Regions from separate parts of the Homo sapiens genome. Here region 1 is linked to region 2. A link is an interaction called in ENCODE POLR2A ChIA-PET data of the cell type or tissue named here. Cell type or tissue: Panc1. All regions are shown on one strand. Links, peaks and the distances in the headings refer to the core of each region. The heading gives the core; the rest is flanking DNA.

Region 1 (4,388 bases), core at 312-4,311, 170 kb before region 2:
TATTTGTCTACCACAGCAGTTCTCAAAGAGAAGCTGAGCATGGGATAGGGGTGTTGGTGGGGTGGCCCTGAGGACAGGCTTCTTTCAGAGAAGTATTGGGCAGCTGGGGCTGTGGGAGGTAGAATAGTTCAGGTTGAATGGATCATTCTGGAATGCATCCACCAACACGGAGGGTGGAGAATGGTAGAATGGTCTTGAAGATGACCTCGCCACTCCCACCCTGGGCTGGGGGGAAAGAGAAGAAATGGCTGAAGGCTCAGGCAGGCCCGCTCTGTGTAGGGTATTCCTGCCTCTGTGCAAATGAAACAGCAGCCTGCAGTGGGTTATAGAGGAAGTGGACTCCTGGGCCTAAGTGGTACTGATACCTAAAGTCACCCTGGTCCAGGCGCTGTTCAATGAACTGACGTGTGGCACCTGGAGCTTGTCTTGGGGGTGACCAGCTTTTTCCAATTTCTTACGTCTCCAGGTGATGAGAAACCAGGGACTGGCCTCCACGCCCTCAGGAACAGCTTCCAGAGTGCATTGTGGCTGACTGTGGCTGGGGGCACTGGGATGGCTATGGCCAGGACTGCCTGGAGGAGACCCCAACTTGTCAGAGAGGGCTCAGCTGGGATTTCTCACCTCCACACTGAGCCTGTGTGGAGGGGCCGCAGGGTGGAGTCAGCCAGGGGTGAGCTGCAGCTTGAACTTCAGGTGTGTCACACTCCTGTCCCCCAGGCAAGGCAGAAGCTAGAGCTGGCTCTGAGCTTCCGACCAGCAGGGTCTTCTCCCGGAGACGTCACCTGCTATCAATGGCAGCTGCCCATACTGAATACGGGCCTTATCATTCAGTGTCCTAGGGTGCTTTGCTTCTTACCTCTTACTCATCACACAAAGCCCACGGGCAGCTCAGATGTTCAAAGAATGAAGCAAGCCTCTGAGCTGACTCCTCTGAGGCCACATAGCTGGCGAGTGGTGACTTAGGGTCCAGCCCAGGTTTCTGGCCCCAGAGCTCAGCTGCTTCCACGGTGCTGGCCAGTCCTTATCCTGGTTTGGGAGTGGAGGCTGGAAACTGTATCGTTGGGGGCAGGAAACAAGGACATTCAGCTGGGGTTCTGAAGGGGCTTTTCCCAGGGGTGTGGGCAGGGTTTCAGGAGTCATTACCGCCCAGGCCTGGAGCGACGAGGGGAAGAGGAGTTGCTGGAGGCATGGCAGGCAGGGTCCCTGAGGATACTGCCCCTCTATTCCCTGGCTCCCCCAGCCTCCTGCAGTTGCCTGCACTGCCCAGAGCCATTCTGGAGTCAGAGGGCTGGGCACTCAGCTCCAGCGGCCCTGGAGGGTAGGGCTCTGGAATGAGGGGTGGAAGGTAAAACCTGCGGGCAATAGGGGCCGTGCGGGGAGAGGGTGTAGGAGCCAGGCCAGAGGGCACCTGAGAAAGGGCCAAAACATTGAAGCAGTGGGTTTGCTCCTTGAGAAAACAGAGTCCTAAGCAGACATCAGAGGCTGGGTTCTGGGTCACCTGCCTGGCCTGAACTTGTGTCACACAGGGTCTCGCGCCGCCCAGGGTCTCCGCCTGCCTGCTGGTTGCATCCCTCTGTGTGCTACAGCTACTCAGCACAGGTACTCCTGTCCCTCTCTGGCTGTGGCACTTTCGTTGGGCACCTCCCTGGGCCACCGTTCCCCCTCACGGCGCTCGCCATCCTCCCTCCAAAGTAGGGAACAACACCTGGCCCCTCACTCTGATGAGTGGTAGGAGGTTTCAAAACCCTGTATAAGCAAAGCCTCCCTCCAGTGTCAATGGAAATGTTGCTCTTCTCACTTCATGGCTCTTGTAACAACAGTCAGCAGAATACATTACTTCCTTCTTGTCGTTCCGTTCCTCAGGCAGGAATGAGGCTCTAGCTCATTCCATTTACGCAGTGGAGGGGCCGGATTGCACCAGATAGGCATCTGGTCTACCTGGTTTATTTTTACCAAGGCAAGGGGTGGATTTGTCCCAGAGCCCATGGCAACTTAGTGGTAAAACCAGACCTAGAGCTTGGGGCTTCTGAGGGCCAGGCCTCTGTTTCCACCCAGCACAGCTATTCCGTTCCAGCAGGGCTCAGTTCCCTTTGGTGGCACCTCTGTTCTCCTCCTCCTCCTCTCCAGCGCCTGCCAGCAGGGCCAGGCCCTGTGAAGTCACCAGCCCATGGCTCCCCAGTGTCTGGACCCCCTTTCGTGGTGTTCTGTGTGGCTGCCAGGAGCAGTTTCTGTTCCCTCGCTGGGCTGTTCACTGGGCCTGGCTGCCGCCCTGGGAGAATCAAAGGCATTGTTCACTGCAGAGGCTGGCGGCGTCCTAAACAAAGTCCTTAAGGAGCAGGAAAAAGGAGGAGATGTCTTCTCAGAAGGAACAGAAAGGGGGCACCTGTCTGTCCTTTGGCCAGAGCCTTCTTGGGTGACTTTGGCCATGGCCCAGTTCTGCCTGGGCCCTTAGGAGAGGCCCCTGGGCCGGGGCAGACCTGTGTCCTCCTCCAGGATCGGGGCCCAGCTCTTTCCTGGGGTTTCTGAGCCACCGTCCCACCCCCACCCTCAGGCCCTCTCCTCTTCCCTGAGCTCCCCCCTGCTTTCCTGGTTCTCGACTTTATTGCATGGTGGTGTTGGGGCTGATTTTTTGGTTTTGTCCCCATTTCTCCTACAGACTACAGGGACTTGCTCTAATCCATCTTAGCACCTCCTTCCTCAACACCCCCAGCATACTTGGCCCGTGGAAGCTGTCCAGGAACTATTCATTTACTGATCAGACCCAAGGTTGAGTTCAGCAGTTGACCTTATGATTAAGAAATACATTGGTCTATTTAAAAGTAATGGGGGGCCAGGCATGGCGGTTCACACCTATATTCCCAGCACTTTGGGAGGCTGAGGCAGGAGGTGACTTGATACCAGGAGTTCAAGACCAGCCTGGGCAACATAGTAAGATGCCATCTCTACAAAAATAAAAAAATTAGCTGGTGTAATGGTATTTGCCTGGAGTTCCGGCTACTCAGGAGACTGAGGTGGGAGGATCACTTGAGCCCAGGAGTTTGAGGCTGCAGTGAGCCGTGATCATACCATTGTACCCCAGCCTGGGCCACAGAGTGAGACCTTGTCTCAAAAAAAGTAATGAGGGATTGTGTCAGCATTGCCCATTTTCCCTTTTATTTATGAATAGTGATACCAACATTGAAAAGAAAAAAAGCTTAGGAATCATTCTTACTACCCACCTTACCTGACTCATAAGACAGTTGTTTCTCTACTGATTGAATAGCATAAACCTGAGTAGAAGTCACTTCTTTGTTGGTCTACCCTTCCTGGCTGGCATGGAAGAAAACCCTCTTTGGGGGAAGCCTGTCCCTCCCTACATGGGGCTGTCCCACCTTAGGAAGCACATGGGGTCCCAAGCTCACTCCGTCTCTGTGCCCTTCTCTCTTCTGTGGCACCTCTTCTTTCCCTCTGCAGTCACCCAGTGTCATCCAAGCTCTCCTTCCTGTTGGCCCCGTGAAGCCCCACTTCTGGGAGAGTAATTCATACAGCTAAAATGTAATTTTAAGTCTTCATGTTCTTTCTCTCGGTGATACCCCAGTTTGATTGTGGCAGAAAGTGTCTGGGTTATAGAGTCAGGACAGTGGAGCTGAGGTGTGGTCCCTGCCATTTATTCGCTAAAGGACCATGGATAAGTAGCTGAACTTTCTCCAGCTACCAGTTTCTTCATCTGTGAGGGGCAGAGGGGGCCAGAGTGTGTAAGCCCTCTGTAAACAGGGTGGCATCGTGCAAAAAACAAAAAAAAAGTGTTGATGCTGCAAGACTCTACCCCCTCTTAAAAACATTTCGGGTATCAGTCAACAGATAGGGCATATGTTAGGTTCCAGGAGGGTTCACTCCCCATGCCCCTAACTACACACATATCCCTAATGCACACACTGTGAGTCTCAGCATTTCACCTGTCCCTTCCTCTAAAAGTTTCCCTTCCCCCTCTGTAGTCCAGAGTGCCACCTGTTTTCCCCACAGGAGTCACCAGCTCTGGAAGGAACAGGAAGGCCAGGTGGAAAGATGGGAGCAGCTTCTGAACTTGGAAAGATGGCAATGATAGAGAATCATTCAGCCCCACCAGAAATGAGGTGTTCCCACCCCCAAATGAACAGTCCACCTTCTCATCTCCTCGGCCCCAGAGGTTCACTCCTGCATCCCGCCACCTCTCTCACCTCCTTTGGGACTGGGTTAGGATCATTCCAGTACTCACACGGGGGTGGCCTGCAAGGGGACAGGGCCATGGGAGGAGCGGACACCGTGGTTTGTGCTCTTAAGAGCTCTCGGCAGGGGGTGGGGAGGGGCTTGGTCACAGTTGCATTCTCTTTAAACTGTTTACTTGAAAGATGAACGTTCTGTACCCAAAG
Region 2 (4,388 bases), core at 192-4,191:
GTAAGCCACCCTTTTGAGAATTACTCAGCATGCTCACTTCTGGGAGCTTACTGGCATGTTTGCTTGCAAATGGTGGTGCTGTACCAGAGAAATTTGAGTACCTGTGTTTCTAGATTGTGGTATTTTGTGATGCTGAGCTGTTTGTCCTATATTCTGGGGGTAGAGCCACATAAAAAGCCTCCACACCTTTCTTAGAATGTTCTCTTGATTAAATACATTAAGCCAGTTTGACTAGTAGGATACTTGTCATTGTGATTTGTCATGCCACAAACTTTATTTTTAAAGTTGTCTTCAGATAAAACAAAAAAGTGCTATGTTTGTTTAACTAGTTGGCTTTCTTTTTTTTTTTTTTTTTTTTTTGTGACAGAGTCTCACTCTATCACCCAGGCTGGAGTGCAGTGGCGGGATCTGGGCTCACTGCAACCTCTGCTGCCCAGGTTCAACCGATTCTCCTGCCTCAGCCTCCCAAGTAGCTGGGATAACAGGCGCCTGCCACCCCGCCCAGCTAATTTTTGTATTTTTAGTAGAGACTGGGTTTCACCATCTTGGCCAGGATGGTCTTGAACTCCTGACCTCGTGATCCACCTGCCTCGGCCTCCCTAAGTGCTGGGATTACAGGCATGAGTCACTGCACCCAGCCCACTACTTGGCTTTCCGTTTTCTTTTTTTCTTTTTTTTTGAGTGTTGTCAGAACTACCAATAGGTAAAATATAATTCTCAGGTAGTCTATACAATTCTCCCTGCCAGTCCCCTGTACTTTTCCTGGTATTTACAATGTTAAAGCTTTTAAGGACACGTCACCTATAACTCTGGGAGTCTGGCTTTCAGGGAGTGCTTTGTATTAACTGTTGCCGTGATGGCCAAAAGTACCAGCTCCCTGACATTCCGTTATTTCTACCACAACGGAGTAGTCCCGCGATAGGAAGTAACTCAACTTAAAATGGTAGTGTTACGTAAACTGTCTTCAGCCTGGTACATCTTTCACTGGGATTTTACCTGTACAGAGAGCTTTGGTAACCTAGTTTACCATTAGACCATAATTAAAAGCTGGTTGTCATATATAAGCCTCTTACATACAGTTAATAAGAGGGATGGGATCACAGGCATGTGAAAGATCATAGGGGGAAAATGAAACAGCTTTGTGGTTTGGAAGAAGGCAATTCAGCAAAAGTACTCAAATTATTACTTTGTCAAAATGTTTAGGTAGTATTTAGAGTCTTCATGAGGAAAGATGTCATTAAATATTTGGTTGTTCCCAGCAGATTCTGACTTACTGTTTATTTTTTAAGTTAACCTATCATTTGTTGACACTTTTTATTGAAAAATTGAAAGGCAAAACAATATTTGCTATGTATGACATCTACCAGTATGTGAAATTGTATATTCAGGTGCTTAATATTCTGATGTTGTATACTTGTGGGTGGGGGTAGTCCTGAAGTGCCCACTTTGTATTGAAACTTGAAATTACTGTTTTTCAGTCTCATTCATTGTTCTGCACAAGAGCATAATCAGAATTCAGATTTCTGATTATGGCTTTCCAGTGCCAAATGTTATTTTGCTGTCCATATGGGTTATATCTCTCTGTACTTCATCACCCCAAAAAGAAACTCTGTACTCATTAGCAGTCACTCTCCATCCTGCTTCCCTGTCAGCCCCTGGCAACCACTAATCTTTCTGTTTCTATGAATTTACTTACTCTGGACATTTCATATAAATAAGAACATACATATGTGGTCTTCTGGGGCTGGCGTCTTTTACTTAGTATAATGTTTTCAAGGTTCGTTCATGTTGTAGCATATGTCGCTTCTTCCTGTTTAGTGCTGACTAATATTCTGTCATGTGAGTATACCACATTTTTTCTATGCATTTGTCAATTGGATATGTGGGTGGTTTCTTTTCTTTCTTTTTTTTTTTGGCTATTATTTTTTATTTATTTACTTTTCTGAGGCAGGGTCTTGCTCTGTTGCCCAGGCTGGAGTGCAGTGGAGCTATCATGGCTCACTGCAGTGTCAACCTCCTGGACTCAAGTGATCCTCCTGCCTCAGCTTCCCGAGTAGCTAGGACTGCAGGTGTGCGCCATCACACCCAGCTAGTTTTTTTATTTTTTTGTAGAGGTGGGAACCTTGCTTTGTTGCCCAAGCTGGTCTTGAACTCTTGACCTCAAGCAATCCTCTGGTCTCAGTCTCCCAGTGTTGGGATTACAGGTGTGAGACACCACTTGGAGCTCTACTTTCTGGCTACTATGAATAATAATGTTTTGAACATTCCTGTACAAGCTTTTATGTAGACATGTTTTCATTTCTCTTGGGTACATTCCTAGGAGTGGAATTGCTGGGTCATTATGGTTAACTCTGTGCTTAATATTTTGAAGAACTGTCAGATTTTTTCCAGAACAGCTGCACAATTTTATATTCCCATCAGCAATGTATGAGGGTTTAATTTTCTCCACATTCTCGTCAACAATTGTTACACTGCCTTTTTCATTTTAGCCATCCTATTGGGTGTGAAGTGGTATCATAGGATTTGCAAATAATTTCTCCTGTCTGTGGGTTGTCCTTTTACCTTCTCGATGGTGTCCTTCAAAGCAGAAAGTTTTTAATTTGAAGGCCGATATATCTATTTTTCTCCTGCCACTTATGCTTTTGGTGTCACATCTTAGAAGCCATTGCCTAATCCAAGGTCATATAGATTTACTACTATATTTTCTTCTAGATATTTTATCCTGTTAACTCTTACATTAGATCTGTGATCTATTTGTGGTTAATATTTGTATATGATGTGAGGGAGGGATAGAACTTTATACTTTTGCATGTGGATATCAAGTTGCCCTAGCTTCTTTTGTTAAAATAATGTTCTTTCTTCATTGAATTCCCTTGTCCGAGATGAAGTGACCGTCAATAGAAGAACTCACTCATTCCATTGATCTGTATGTCTGTCCTGCCAGTACCATACGATCTTGATTACTGTAGTTTTGTAGCTGGTTTTTAAATAGGGGCATATGAGTCCTCTAACTTTATTATTTCTGAAGATGTTTTTGGGTATTCTCAGTCCCTTGCATTTCCATATTGAATTTTAGGACTAGATTGCCAGTTTCTGCCAAAAAAGCAACTGCAATTTTGATAAGGTGTTTCACGGTTTTGCAGGTATCTTTTAATGTCTTAACAGCTGGATTCTCATCTCTGCTCCTGAATTCATTCCCTTAACGTTATTTTAATGAAGTAAGGAGTACTTGAATAGTTTTTCAGGTAGTTGAATATTCTTTGATACCGAAACTTCATAAGTGATAGTTTGCAAAGAATAGTTACACTATGCAATCTGAAATCATATTGATGAATTTGCCCAACTCCGCAGGTCTGCTTTATACTTGGAATGGATCTTCTACCATGCCTGGTTTTGTAGCGTTACTGGTCATTTGGAAAATATTTGTTCATCGTTACGCAGATCTTCCACATGTTGACACATTTTATTATACAAGCATTTTTAAAAATCACATTTGTTAATATCACCACCAATCTCTGCAAAGTCTTAAGTTTTAGAACACTGTTCGCTATGAGTGGTGCAAGTTTTCCAAAATTCTAATTTCCTCCTTGAGTTCAAATAATTTCCTTGGCAACATGCTACCAGTTTTTACTTGAATTGACTGTTTTGTTTCTTTAATTTCCAAGAAAATGTCTGCCAGCTATTCACATTTGCAATAATGATAGTTTGTCATCATTCTTGCAAGTAAAAAAGGCATTCCATGATAAAAGTGGCCAGTTCAGATCACTTCTCAAATGACTGCACAAGTGCTTTTTTTGGAAACAACCATCATACTTCAGTATGTAACAGAGGTGCTTTATGTGTACATCTCATTTTGTCGTGCAGAATATTAAAAAGACAGGTACCAAAGGGTCAAGATTTAATATAATTTTACTGCTTTTTCAAGGACACTGTTAAGTAGAAACAGCTCTTTTCCCACTGTGAATGCATGGTAGTAAAGAATACAGTGACTTACCACTCAGTTTGTAACTACTGTTTTTGATTCATGCCAAGGGGTGCCGAGCTAGCAGTTTTCCCTACCATTGCTTTTGCACCCTTAGTACAAATGGGAACTTTGTGGAAAAGGCAAATGATAACTTAATATTGCTATGAATATCGTTTTGACCTCATGAGACCCCTGAAAAGATTTTGGTAAACCCCTTAGAGGTCCACAGACCACCCTTTGAGAACCATTAAACTGTTGTAAGCTAGGATCTTGTTCACTGCTGTGCAAAATCGAATTGACAGTGACTGCATCCTAAATGCTGTTCACAGCGATATGGTTCCCACAGTGTTAGAAGAGCCTCCTAGGAGAGGCCCTGTAGCGTTGTGAGAGACAAAGATGGCAAGGCAGGAAAGAACTTGGCGTG

The links. Peaks named below come from ENCODE experiments on the same cell type or tissue, not always from the same donor. Only the 100,000 strongest peaks of a DNase experiment are listed, where the experiment ranks them.
Region 1: POLR2A ChIA-PET joins it to region 2 with 7 read pairs; 3 of 35 experiments call an interaction of 5 or more read pairs at or near these places.

Annotation. Positions count from the first base shown.
Region 1 is chr7:151,680,978-151,685,365 of GRCh38, reverse strand. All of the region lies in intron 3 of PRKAG2 (protein kinase AMP-activated non-catalytic subunit gamma 2), which reads left to right. Among named protein-coding and RNA genes, the nearest start is that of PRKAG2-AS2, 120 kb to the left of the region's middle. RefSeq lists enhancers at 959-1,543, 1,544-2,127, 2,128-2,713. In Panc1, for the core only: no CTCF peak of the experiment used is centred there; no DNase peak of the experiment used is centred there; H3K27ac peaks cover 1,839 bases.
Region 2 is chr7:151,512,595-151,516,982 of GRCh38, reverse strand. All of the region lies in intron 1 of RHEB (Ras homolog, mTORC1 binding), which reads left to right. Among named protein-coding and RNA genes, the nearest start is that of RHEB, 5.1 kb to the left of the region's middle. In Panc1, for the core only: no CTCF peak of the experiment used is centred there; no DNase peak of the experiment used is centred there; H3K4me3 peaks cover 510 bases; H3K27ac peaks cover 1,576 bases.